Regions from separate parts of the Homo sapiens genome. Here region 2 is linked to region 1. Evidence: read pairs that join two places in POLR2A ChIA-PET (ENCODE). Cell type or tissue: PC-3. All regions are shown on one strand. Links, peaks and the distances in the headings refer to the core of each region. The heading gives the core; the rest is flanking DNA.

Region 1 (5,805 bases), core at 788-5,787:
TTTCCTCAAGTCACTTTCAGTAGTTCATGTGTTTCTAAGAATTTATACATGTCATCTAGGTTATCTAATACAGTGTCATACAATTGTTCATTTTATTCTCATACTTTCATTTCTGTAATGTCTTAATCATTTCTGATTATAGTAATTTGAGTCTTCTTTTTCTTGGTCAGTCTAGCTAAATGTTTGTCACATTTGTTGATCTTTTCAAAGAACCAGCTTTGGTTTTCTTGGTTTTCTCTATTTTCTATTTCATTAACTTCAGCTCTGATTTAGATTTCCTTCCTTCTGCTTGCTTTAGGTTTAATTTGCTCTTCTTTTTCCATTATCTTCAGATGGAATGTTAAGTTATTTTAACTCTTTCCTAACATAAGTATTTACGGCTATAAATTTCTCCGTAAGCTGGGCTTTAGCTGAAGTTCTGTTACGTTGTGTCTTCATTTTCATTCCTCTCAAAGTATTTTCTGATTTTCCTTCATTTATTCTCTGACCCACTACTTAACTTAGGAGTATTTTGTTTAATAATCCACGTATTTCCAAGTTTCCCAAACTTCTTCCTGCTATTGATTTCTCATTTCATTCCATTGTGCTGGAGTACATACTTTGTATCATTTCTTTTTTTTTTTTTTGAGTCGGAGTCTCCTTCTGTCGCCCAGGCTGGATGTGCAGTGGCGCAATCTTGGCTCACTGCAAGCTCCTCCTCCCAGGTTCACGCCATTCTCCTGCCTCAGCCTCCGGAGTAGCTGGGACTACAGGCGCCCGCCACCACGCCCGGCTAATTTTTTTGTATTTTTAGTAGAGACGGGGTTTCACTGTGTTAGCCAGGATGGTCTCGATCTCCTGACCTCGTGATCTGCCCACCTCGGCCTCCCAAAGTGCTGGGATTACAGGCGTGAGCCACCGTGCCCAGCCGTATCGTTTCTATCTTTTTAAACTTATTGAGGTTTCACAGATTAACATATAAGCCTATCCTAGAGAATGTTTCATTAGCACTTGAAAAGAATGTATATCCTCTTGTTTGTTGACAGTATTCCACAGATGTCTGTTAGGTAGTTGGTTTATTGTGTGGTTTAAGTCTTCTGTTTCCTTACTGATCTTCTGTCCGGTGGTTCTATCCATTATTGAAAGTGGGGTACTGAAGTCTCCAGCAATTATTATTGAAGTGTCAATTTCTCTGTTTCTGTCAGTGTTTGTGTCATGTATTTTGGTGCTCCATTATTAGGTGCATATATTTATAATTATTATATCTCTCTGAGGGATTAATCTTATAAAATGTCCCTTCATATAATTTTTTGTTCTAAAATCCATTTTCTCTTAAAGTATATCCACTCTAATTTTCTATAGGTGCTATTTGCATATTTTATTCTATCCTTTTACTTTCATCAATCTGTTTCTATTTTGAATCTAAACTGTGTCTCTTGTACATAGTATACAGTTGGATCAGGTTTTCAACATCACTAATGATCAGGGAAATGCAAATCAAAACCACAATGCGATACCACCTTACTCCTGCAAGAATGGCTACAATCAAAACAAAAAATAATAGATGTTGGCATGGATGCAGTGAAAAGGGAACATTTCTACACTGCTGGTGGGAATGTAAACTAATACAATCATTATGGAAAACAGTGTGGAGATTCCTTAAAGAACTAAAAGTAGAACTACCATTTGATCCAGCAATCCCACTACTGGGTATCTACCCAAAGGAAAAGAAGTCATTATATGTAAAGATAGTTGCACATGCATGTTTACAGCAGCACAATTCTCAACAGCAAAATACAGAACCAGCCCAAATTCCCATCAATCAACAAGTGGTTAAAGAAATTGTGATATACATATAATGGAATACTACTCAGCCATAAAAAGGTATGAATTAATGGCATTTGCAGCAGCAACCTGAATGGAACTGGAAACTATTATTCTAAGTGAAATAATTCAGAATGGAAAACCAAACATCGTATATTCTCACTCATAAGTGGGAGCTAAGCTATGAGGATGCAAAGGCATAAGAACAATACAATGAACTTTGGGGGCTTGGGGAAAGGGTGGGAGGGCGGTGAGAGATAAAAGACTACAAACTGGGTTCAGTGTATACTGCTTGGTGATGGGTGCACCAAAATCTCACAAATCACCACTAAAGGACTTACTCATGTTACCAAATACCACCTGTTCCCTGATAATCTATGGAAATAAAAAATTTTAAAAAAAAGTTTTCAGAAAATTCAGTCAGTCTTTTGATTGGATTGTTCAACCTATTCATATTTAACATTACTGATTTGTTGGATTTATGTCCTTTTTTGTTTTCCATGTCTTACCAAGTTTTTTTGGTGACTATTTTCTAATGTAGTATTTTCATTTATTTTTTTTTATTTTTTGAGACAGAGTCTCACTCTGCCGCCCAGGCTGGAGTGCAATGGCGCGATCTCGGCTGACAACCTCTGCCTCCTGGGTTCAAGTGATTCTTCTGCCTCAGCCTCTCAAGTAGCTGGGACTACAGGTGCGCGCCACCACACCTGGCTAATTTTTGTAATTTTAGTACAGAGGGGGTGTCACTATATTGGCCAGGCTGGTCTCGAACTCCTGACCTAGTGATCTGCCCATCCATCTTGGCCTCCCAAAGTGCTGGGATTACAGACGTGAGCCATCGCACCTGGTCGTATTTTCATTTCTTTAATAGTTTCTCATTACAAGAGAAACTTTGTTGATTTTTTTTTTTTTTTTTTTTTGAGAGAGAGGGTCTTACTCTCTTGCCCAGGCTAGAGTGCAGTGGCATAATTATAGCTCACTGTAACCTCTAACTCACAGGCTCAGGTGATCCTCCTGCCTCAGCCTCTCAAGTAGTTGGGACTACAAGCACTCACCACCACATCTGGCTAATTTTTACATTTTTGTAGAGACAAGTTCTCACTATGTTGCCCAGGCTGGTTGTGAACTCCTGGCCTCAAGTGATCCTCTCATCTCAGCCTCCCAAAGTGCTGAGGTTACAGGCATATAATCTCAGCCACTGCACAGTCCTGAATTTTTAGGTCAGTCTAGGCTTTACCATATGCATCTTTCAGAACTAGGCTAATTACATGCAAACATTGCTCTTATATATCTCTATTTTCATTTTCTCCTTTTTGTGATAGTTATACATATTAATATTACAAACTCAACAACACATTGCTATTATTACTTTACCAACTGCAGTTTCTCTAGCTCCGTACACCTTTGCTCTTTCCTGCTCATTTCCTTTGTACCATTATCAGAAAATTTCATAAACATTACATTTTCATATTTATAGGGCCACTATTATATATAGTGTTTATATAATTTGTTTCTTCTTAAAATCAAGAGGAGATATTCATTTGTACTGTCCTATATAATTACACAATTACCTTTACTGGTATGTATTCAAATTACTATCTGGAGTCCCTTGCTTTCAACCTGGAGTCCTCTTTTAGTATTTCTTGCAAGGCAAGTCTCCCAGCAACAAATTCTCTTTTTATCTGAGAAAGTCTGTGTTTCACCTTCAGTTTTGAAAGTAGTTTGCTGGATATAGAATTATTGGTTGACATTTTTTTTTTATTTTGAGCATTTTGAAAGTGATCTGCTACTTTCTGGCTTTGTTGTTTCTCCTAAAATGGTCAGCTGTTGATATTTCCTTGCGAGTAACAAGTTGCTTTTCTCTTGCTACTTTCAAGCTTTTCTCCTGTCTTTTAGCTTTTTTGTTTTTGTTAGGACATGTCTGTTTTTTAAACTCTTTGTGTTTATGCTACTTGGAATTCATATAGGTTCCTGAATATGTAAGTTATTGTTTTACAAAAAATTTGGGAAAATTTTTAGCTGTCATTTCTTTGAATGTATTTTCAGCTCCCTTCTCTCTCCTCTTCTACTGAAACTCCTATGATGTGTATGTTGGTGTCCTTAAAGGTCACACATATTTCTCTGAGGCCATGTTCACTTTTAAAAAATTCTTTTTCCTCTAATCTCTATCAATCTTTCTTCAAGTTCATTTACTATTTCTTCTGCCAATTCTACTACTGAGCTTCTGTAATGAATTTTTTATTGCAGTTACTGTTCAACTCCAGAATTTCTACTTAGTTCGGTATCTCTTTGATATTTGATATAATGTCATTGCACCTTCCTTTTCTTCTTCAATTATTGTTTCCTTTAATTCTGGGAATGTTTTTAATGGCAACTTTCAAGTTTTTTCTCATAACTTGACATCCTGTCACTCTCAATTTTTTTTTTTTTTTTTTGAGAGTCTCGCTCTGTTGCCCAGGTTGGAGTGCAGTTGTGTGAACTTGGCTCGTTGCAACCCCTACCTCCTGGATTCAAGTGATTCTCTGCCTCAGCCTCTCAAGTAGCTGAGACTACAGGTGTGCACCACCACGCTAATTTTTGTATTTTTAGTAGAAATGGGGTTTCCCCATGTTGGCCAGGCTGGTCTCAAACTCCTATCCTCAAGGGATCCACCCACCTTGGCTTCCCAAAGTGCTGGGATTACAGGCATGGGCCCCACACCTGGCCTCATAGTCACTGTTTTGTTCCTTGCTTTATTTCTAGTGTATAAGTTGTACTTTCCTGTCTCTGCATGCTTTTGTATTTGTTACAGACTGGATATTTTAAATATGTTGTAGCAACTCTGGATACCAGTCGTTCCCTTCTCATATCCCTGGGGTTTGTCACTGCTTAGTGACTGGCTATTTTAGTGTAGCCCCTCCCATCCACCAGTATTAAGCCTCTGTTGTTGCTCCTCAGGTTGTCATGACTGGGTATGCCCAGTCTCCTTGGGATGACAGTGTTTTTTTCTAGGCCCAGCTTACTCTATTCACGACCATGTCTAGCTGTTGATCTCCAGTAATTGCCAGCTCTACTGTTTTCAACAATGTTCTGAGTCATAAATTGCTCTACAAGCTAATTCTATCATATTGTGACTCCTTTGAAGAAAAGGTTTCACATTTGTTCTAATCCCAGGAGAGGTCCTGTGAGCTGTCTTATTCCCTGGTTCTCCTGCAAACTAGCTGGTCTACAGTTTATACAGATGTTGAATCTCTTCAGTTGCTTTTTACCACAACCTCTAGTGGTATGTCCTGAGATTTGAAATTATCTGTGCTGTGTTACAAATGAAGTCCCTTTGTTTTGGAAGACATTAGGGGTTATTTCATCTGGTTCAGTTCCCAGGTAAAATCTCTAAACCAGGGCATTGGAACTGTAACAATGGCAAGCTTCTGTGTGACACACCACCACCTCTATCTCCACCCTAGAAACTGAGTGCTTAGTGGAGGGGGTTGGGCAGCAGCCTGAAGCCTTCTCAGCTTAACTCTTCTGGCACAGAACTATCACCTCATGAGCCAGGGGAAAGATCATCTGTGTCCCAGTATTCTAAACATGCCACACCCAACGTAAAGCCTCTGGTGGCAAAGTGGGAGCTGAGTGGAAGATGTGAACCCATAATGTTCAACTGCACTCCCCTGGGTTTTAACCTCAGCAAAAGCAGCTGGGGGCAGACCAAGAATTGTTAACATCCTGCTTTTCCCAAGAAGAGGGTTCTCCAACTGGGAGGTGAGGAAAAGGGAGCCCTGTGTTCTTGGCTGCAGCAGTCTGGAGTCTCCACATTAATAAGCATAGAGGAAGCAAGGAAGCAATCTAGGTTTAAATATCACAAACTCCCATTTCCTACACAATTTTCGCATTTCCTTGAATAGCTGTTTTTCTCATCTGCTGTTTGCTCACAGGATCATTTACAGAGGCTTTACATAAATAAATAGCTTTATTTTACATGGTTATATTTTATTTTACATATATTTTGTTTTACATAAATAA
Region 2 (6,860 bases), core at 1,151-6,150, 64 kb before region 1:
CAAGACCAGCCCAGCCAACATGGTGAAACCCTGTCTCCACTAAAAATACAAAAATTAGCCAGGCATAGTGGCATGCGCCTCTAGTTCCAGCTACTCGGGAGGCTGAGGCACGAGAATCGCTTGAGCCCAGGAGGTGGTGGTTGCAGTGAGCCGAGATCACGCCATTATACTCCAGCCTGGGTGACAGAGCGAGACTTAGTTTAAAAAAAAAAAAAGAAAAGGAAAGAAAGTGTTTTCTATATTCCATCTTCCTGAGAAAGTCATGATAAGTAATTTTGTTTATATTCTTCCACATTTGTTTCTATGCATATGCTAGCATTTCAATTTCTAATTGACATATATACACACCAATATGTGTGTGTATATATATTAGAGACTGCTAGAGTAAAATTTGTGTCCTCTTCCTCCTGAGAACACATCCAGAATATATTTCCCAGCCTGCCTTGCTGTTTAGTTGTGGTCATGTGGCTAAGTCTAGCCCATGGAGCATGAATAGAAGTGATATACATTTCTTCTAGACCTGGCTATGAAAACTTCCTATACATGCTACTCTAAGCTCTTTTCTCTTTCTAGCTCATCGGGATGAAGACAGCCACATGTCAAAGATGACAGAGCTTCCTTCAGCTTGAGCTCTGCAGGATCACTTGGAGGAAAGTAGCCCCAAGAACCTGTTTACTGTCTCTAGATTGTTATATGAACAACAAATGTACTTCTACTGTGTACATTTGTGTACAAGCTAGCAATATTGCTCTGCAACTTGTTTCTTTCACTTAAAAATATATCTGGAATGGACCGGGTGTGGTGGCTCACGCCTGTAATCCCAGCACTTTGGGAGGCTGAGGCAGGTGGATCATAAGGTCAAGAGTTCGAGACCAGACTGACCAACATGGTGAAACCCCGTCTCTACTAAAAATATAAAAATTAGCCTGGCGTGGTGATGCGCGCCTGTAATCCCAGCTACTCAGGAGACCGAAGCAGGAGAATCGCTTGAACCCGGGAGGCAGAGGTTGCAATGAGCCAAGATCGTGCCATCGCACTCCAGCCTGGGTGACAAAGCATGTATGTGTGTATATATGTGTGTGTGTGTGTGTGTATATATATATATATATATATATATATATATGTATGGAACTTTTTCTATGTCAGTAGCTATCCTGTATTTCTCATAAGATATAGTTTTCCCCCACAATTTAACTTTTCTGAAATTAGGAGATATATTTGAGAAGTATGGTTGCCAAAAAGTTTCCATTAAATGATTGAGGTAGCTTAGAATCAAGAAAATACCACAAATATTATTTTTAGGGCCTTAAAAAATAATATGAATTTATCATTGCTGTTAAAAATCAAAATAGTACCACCAGATTTTAAAGGAAAAGGAAAGCTCTGCAGTATGGCATAAATGTTCTAAAGACAGAACAGCGCTTCACTTGAAATACAAGCCGAAATAATTTTGCTAATAAAGGAGCAGAATACTCACAATTCAAAGTGCTGAGGCTAAAGAAGTCTCTGAGATCCTTAAACTAAATAAGCATTGGTAAATAAGGAAAGCATTGGTACAGACATGGGCTGATTGCATCCAGGTTTAATCTTGTAAACTATTTAGAATATATTCAACAATTATAATAAATACTGAAAAATATTATTATATCAAGAGTACTATCAAAACAAAATTAACTTGAAAAATATCAGAAAGCTGTTCTAAGAAGCAGTTAAGTGCTAGGCATGAGACAGAGATGAGAAATCAACCAACTGGGTGTACCATCTCCAAAAAGATTGAGAATGCCTATTTTTAATGCCATATTTCATTCATGTTTAAGAAGAGCTATCATATTCTTACCTTCTTATCTGCTGTCAAACTTTCCACGTTCAATAAACTTTTTAAAATTATGAGCACATGTAGTATCATTTGAGAAATGGAATGTTGGACCTAGATTCGTGAGTTAGAAACGACTTACCTCTCTCCTTGAAGGTTTTAGAAATATTATGCACTTAAGAAAAGCTTTTTTTTTTTTTTTTTTGCAGAATGAGCTCCAAAAAACATTAAACATGAAAAAATAAGCAAGATGTGCTGAGGGAAAACTTGACATCTTAAAATTAATTTTCCTTATAAAATGCATTTACTGTTTTCTCTCTAAAGCAATGAGGAATTTTGTGGCCACTATACAACTCTGTTTTGCCTCTTTTGATGGTTTCTGAGGTCCCTGGACTCCCTAAATTATTCTTTCTGAAATATGTTCTCTTTGGCAGAGTGGAATTTTTTTCTCACGGAAAGAGTTGGTGGTTTAAAAATACCTTTTTTGGGCACAGAATAAAATATTCATCAAACCCCGCCTCCTGATTTCCCAGCATCTATTTATGAAAACCTGCCACTAAACATCTTATGGTGACCAAAAATGTTCCCAGGTGACAGCAAAAATAACTGATTTATATTATGATTTTATATTCCCAGTCCAGCTTTTAGACATTCCACAAATCTTTATGTTTGTATAGAAAATGACCTCTGGAGTTTTCTTCCTTCTCAATTACTATTTATGCCATAAGCACACAATTATTCGAGAACTGATGAGTCTTGGACTAGAATTCACTGCAGAGAGTAGTTTAGGATATAGCTTGCAAGATTTCATAGAGTAAATCCCAGAAGCTCTCCACCCAATGTCATTCCTGACAAATGAAGAAAATATAGGTTCTTTGGAAGAAAAAGATGTGATTTGTAAAGCTAGCTGAGCCAACATCTTCAAAGTAAGAGAGACAGCCAGCAACTCACTATTCATAGACATATTTTATACCCTCGAATCGTGTGGTTTCTCTGCTGGTGAGTAATGAAAGCCATTTGGTTTTTCTGTCCAAGTAATAACAAGTCTTGTTCAAGGAAACTAGTTTTATTTAAAGCTTTGAGATTGTTTTTCTTGTTTTCTTGGCTTAAAAAGAGTCAGCATTGAAAGACTCTTACTTCTTTCTTTACTATAAAAAGGAGAAAACTGCTTATTCTTTCTGAGTCCTCTGTGGAATTTGTATTCACGTAGGAAGAAATTTGTATCCCTACACCAATGTCTAGCTAGTTTTTAAATTTTTATTTAGCAGACATTTATATATACTGTCTGCACCAAGCATTTTACACTTATGAACTCCATTAATCCTTAGAATACTCAGATAAGATTTTCTTGATAATTTCTTCTTTTCCTTAAAATTCAAGGTAGCAGTATTTTTTGCTGTGGATAGGACTGCGATTCATTTTAAGCTTTTTTGTCTTTTAGAATCATCCCAAGCAGATAGAAATGGAGAAAGGAAGAGTAAACCTCTAAAATATTATTTGGGGATCAATGTCAGTAGAGAAATAACAGACCAAAGCATCCAAAAAGGAAATATTTAACTTTGATAGAGCTTGTAGTTTGAGAAATTTATATAAAAACAGACTAACTCCCAACCATATAAGCTAACCAGCTGGTATTTATTTTATCAAAACTTCAGAAACTTTTGCCACAAATATACCATGAAAGGCAATGCTACAGATTATATACTAGAGTTAATAGAGTGGTGTTAATACTGTTTTCACAATGCTCATTAAAGCATTTAGAGAAAATATCACCATGTCATACAACACTGCCCTACATGATAGAAGACCAAGATCTTAATTTGGTCTTTCAGTTCTTATATGTGTCTTTTTAATACATATCTAAAAACGTGTCTTTTAAATACATGTGTCTTTTAAATACATATTTTTAAGATGTGTCATTTAACTACAGAAATGGAGATAATAACACCTCCCTTAATGAAAATTTGGGGCAGGGCAGAAGAATCCCTGAAGTCTCTACAGTATGATCTAACATCTTATCACTCATCCCATGCATCAGTGTAACCTCATCTACCACAGCATTCCCCAAAGTGTGATTCATGGAATGCTAGATTTACATGAAAATAAAGCATTCCAAGATACACATGTTTCAGAAATGCTTCATATTATGTGGTCCTCTTGGAGATGCACAATGCAGTTAGGCTATGAGAAGCCCTGCAATAAATGACCTTGCATGATTTATTTAACCTAACCTAGCCTTAGTGTTCTGAGAATGTGGCTGGACCACTGGTTTATCTAATGAACTCTGGACAATCTGCTTCAAGATATGAGGACAAGACATTGCAGAGAATAGATTAGAGCCTGCATTCAGGAGCAGGCAGGGATGGTTTCTGTAGTGAAGTTGTTCTAGTTTGGTTCTTAGGTGCAGAGATTGGGTTTCTCGTCCTTCTCAGTTCATGACCGATTTTCACAATGGTCAAAGCAACACTCCTCTCTGCTTTTTTTTTTAATTCAGCCCTGTTCTAAATGTACCTAAATTTGTCTTAATCAGATATGGTAAGACATACAGACACAGAAATGACCATTATAAGGAGGGAGGTCTTACTCTCACAAATCCAGGGCCACATGGGGAGGCACAGGGCTAGTGGGGAGGCAGAGAGAGTAGGGGTGGGGGAATGTGGGCGAAAGGCTTTATTGTGGTTCTTGCAGGAAGGAAAGGCAAGACAAGGTAAGTGGGCTTAAGATTGGCCAGTTTGAGTAATTTCAATTGGCTCCGGGGCTTAGAGGCTATAGATGGCCCTGGGGTGATTAGGGCAGGTGGATAGTGGCCCAAGGAGTAAGTTCCCTATGAGTGCCCAAGAAAGGAGGTGGTTTGGACTATGGGCTTCGAATTACTTGGCTTACATATGAAAGGTGCACTCTCTGGCAAGTTATTTGCTATGTCTGGGAGTTAGCCAGCCCTGGCAGAGGCAATCTCTCTGGGGTCAGCAAGGCCTCAGATGTCAAAATCTACAAGAATCAAAAGATATGCTTAATACAATCCCTAATTTCCACTCTCATGCTCCTCACCACAATACAAACCCATTCTAAGGTATTTGATATATATCCAAGGGAGATATATATACATATGAAAATGTAAATATATATCCTTGGAAATAGAAACATATTTGCAAAATATGAAGTGAGTTTTATGAATGTATGTGATTTCAATTTGCATAAGTAGTATTATGCTATATATATCATTCTATTTCTTACTTTTTTCATTCAACACTTTTGAAGATCCAGCCACCTTGCAGTATAACAACTACCTAGTTTTGGCATGTAGCATCTAGGTGCAGTATAATTTTTTTAGGCTGTATTTGATCTATCCATCCCTTAATAGAAGACTCTTGGTTGCTTCCAACTCCTTACCAGGAGCAATGCTTTAATGTTCCCTTACATGATAACTTATCTGGATTGTAACTACTGTGTCAAAGGGCAGATGCACACTTAATATGCACACATACTGCAACTTTGCTCTCCAGAATGGCCAAGCCAATTTATACCCAAACCAGTCATCCCTAAGGGTCCTCATTTCCCCATGTGCCCTGACATGGCTGATCTCATGTTATCATGAGATTCTAGCTTTAAATCGTTGTACCAGGCATAGGCAACACAAGATCGGCCATCCTGCATTGGGTTCCCCTCTTAGATTGTCTCAAGTTGCCCTCAGTGCCACGAGACTGAATTGTGAAAGCAGCAAACTTAACTTCTTGTGGCTTCACCACAGGCTCAAAAGGCTCAATGTGATCTCAAGTTTGGTCTGCTTTCTTGATGACATTAAACTCCAACTATGGCTTGGGATTTCAGAGAACAAAACTATGGTTTCACCCTTAGAAGCATGATAGAATTTATTAAGGAAGGAACTAAGAGGAATGGGAAGCCATATTTTAAAGATAATAAAGCATCTTCTTCGGTTAGGTTAAAAAAATTAGTGAAATTATTACAAACCCCCCAAATAGAAAGGTAATTTAAGGCCTACGCATGGAATAGTCTGACTTTAGGAATCGTATTCACTCAGGAAATCAAGAAAAACTGGAGTAGTTTGAAAAATATGACTCATTCTTACACTTAGGATGTGAGCAGTTAAAGAATATAAAGAAAAGTGAAAATCAATTAATCTGTAGAAGGAGACAGATTTCCTTCCAAGGAAAATTGAGGTCTCAGATGACAAGATGGGCTGATTTAGAAAGATGATGATGGAACGGAGGGAATATTTTGCACATTACTACATCACAAAGAATGAATTGGGCCTAGTGAAATATAACAGAAAAAGCAAGGCAAGATTGGAGAGAAATGGCTGGAAAGACTTCCCAGAAATTGCTGCAATCCAGGAAGTGCTTGAGAAGTCCCTTCTTAACCCTGTAGATAAAACGTCTGTAGTAAAGACAGTAGGGGGAACTACCCTTGCAGACTGGAACCACTGGACCAAGGAGCCAGACAAATCTGGATCGATATAAGAGTGGAAGACTATGAATTCGTGTAAAGTACTGAGTTTCAGGATGATGCAGTCATTATGGGGTGAGATGCGATAGGGCCCGTGTCCTGAGAGAGAGCATATATCAATTTATGGAATTGCTATTTATGGGACTCTATGGGAAGATGCTGCAAAGATGAGACCAACAACAGGAGCGTGACAGAGGTCAATAATAGATTGAGACCAGCCCTGCATTGGATGCTGGTCTGATGGGAGACATCTTCCAGTTGGGATGATCTGACACAGGAAACTGGGGATGGTGATGATTGGTGTACAATGGGTGCTTTGGGGACACTCAGACCTCGTTGATTTCCTCTAAGAGACAAAATCAAGAGGAATAAGTACTTTTAAATGTCTGTGACAGAAATCAAAGAAAAAGGAAAAAGGAAGAAAACATTTAACTGCAGCAGTAAGTGTAAGCCCTACATGGTTAGAGAAGGAAATAGATGCTTAAGGTTAAACTGTTAGAAACTCACTGAGCCTTCCTGAGAGGAGTAGGTGAAGAGGAAAGCAAATGAGACACCAACAGCAGATTGCACCTCTATTTAAAAA

The links. ChIA-PET counts read pairs that join two places held together with the same protein. Peaks named below come from ENCODE experiments on the same cell type or tissue, not always from the same donor. Only the 100,000 strongest peaks of a DNase experiment are listed, where the experiment ranks them.
Region 2: POLR2A ChIA-PET joins it to region 1 with 11 read pairs; 2 of 35 experiments call an interaction of 5 or more read pairs at or near these places.

The regions. Positions count from the first base shown.
Region 1 is chr1:114,381,552-114,387,356 of GRCh38, forward strand. No RefSeq gene overlaps it. Among named protein-coding and RNA genes, the nearest start is that of TRIM33, 130 kb to the right of the region's middle. In PC-3, for the core only: no CTCF peak of the experiment used is centred there; no DNase peak of the experiment used is centred there.
Region 2 is chr1:114,316,881-114,323,740 of GRCh38, forward strand. No RefSeq gene overlaps it. Among named protein-coding and RNA genes, the nearest start is that of SYT6, 170 kb to the left of the region's middle. In PC-3, for the core only: no CTCF peak of the experiment used is centred there; a DNase peak (open chromatin) is centred at 3,891.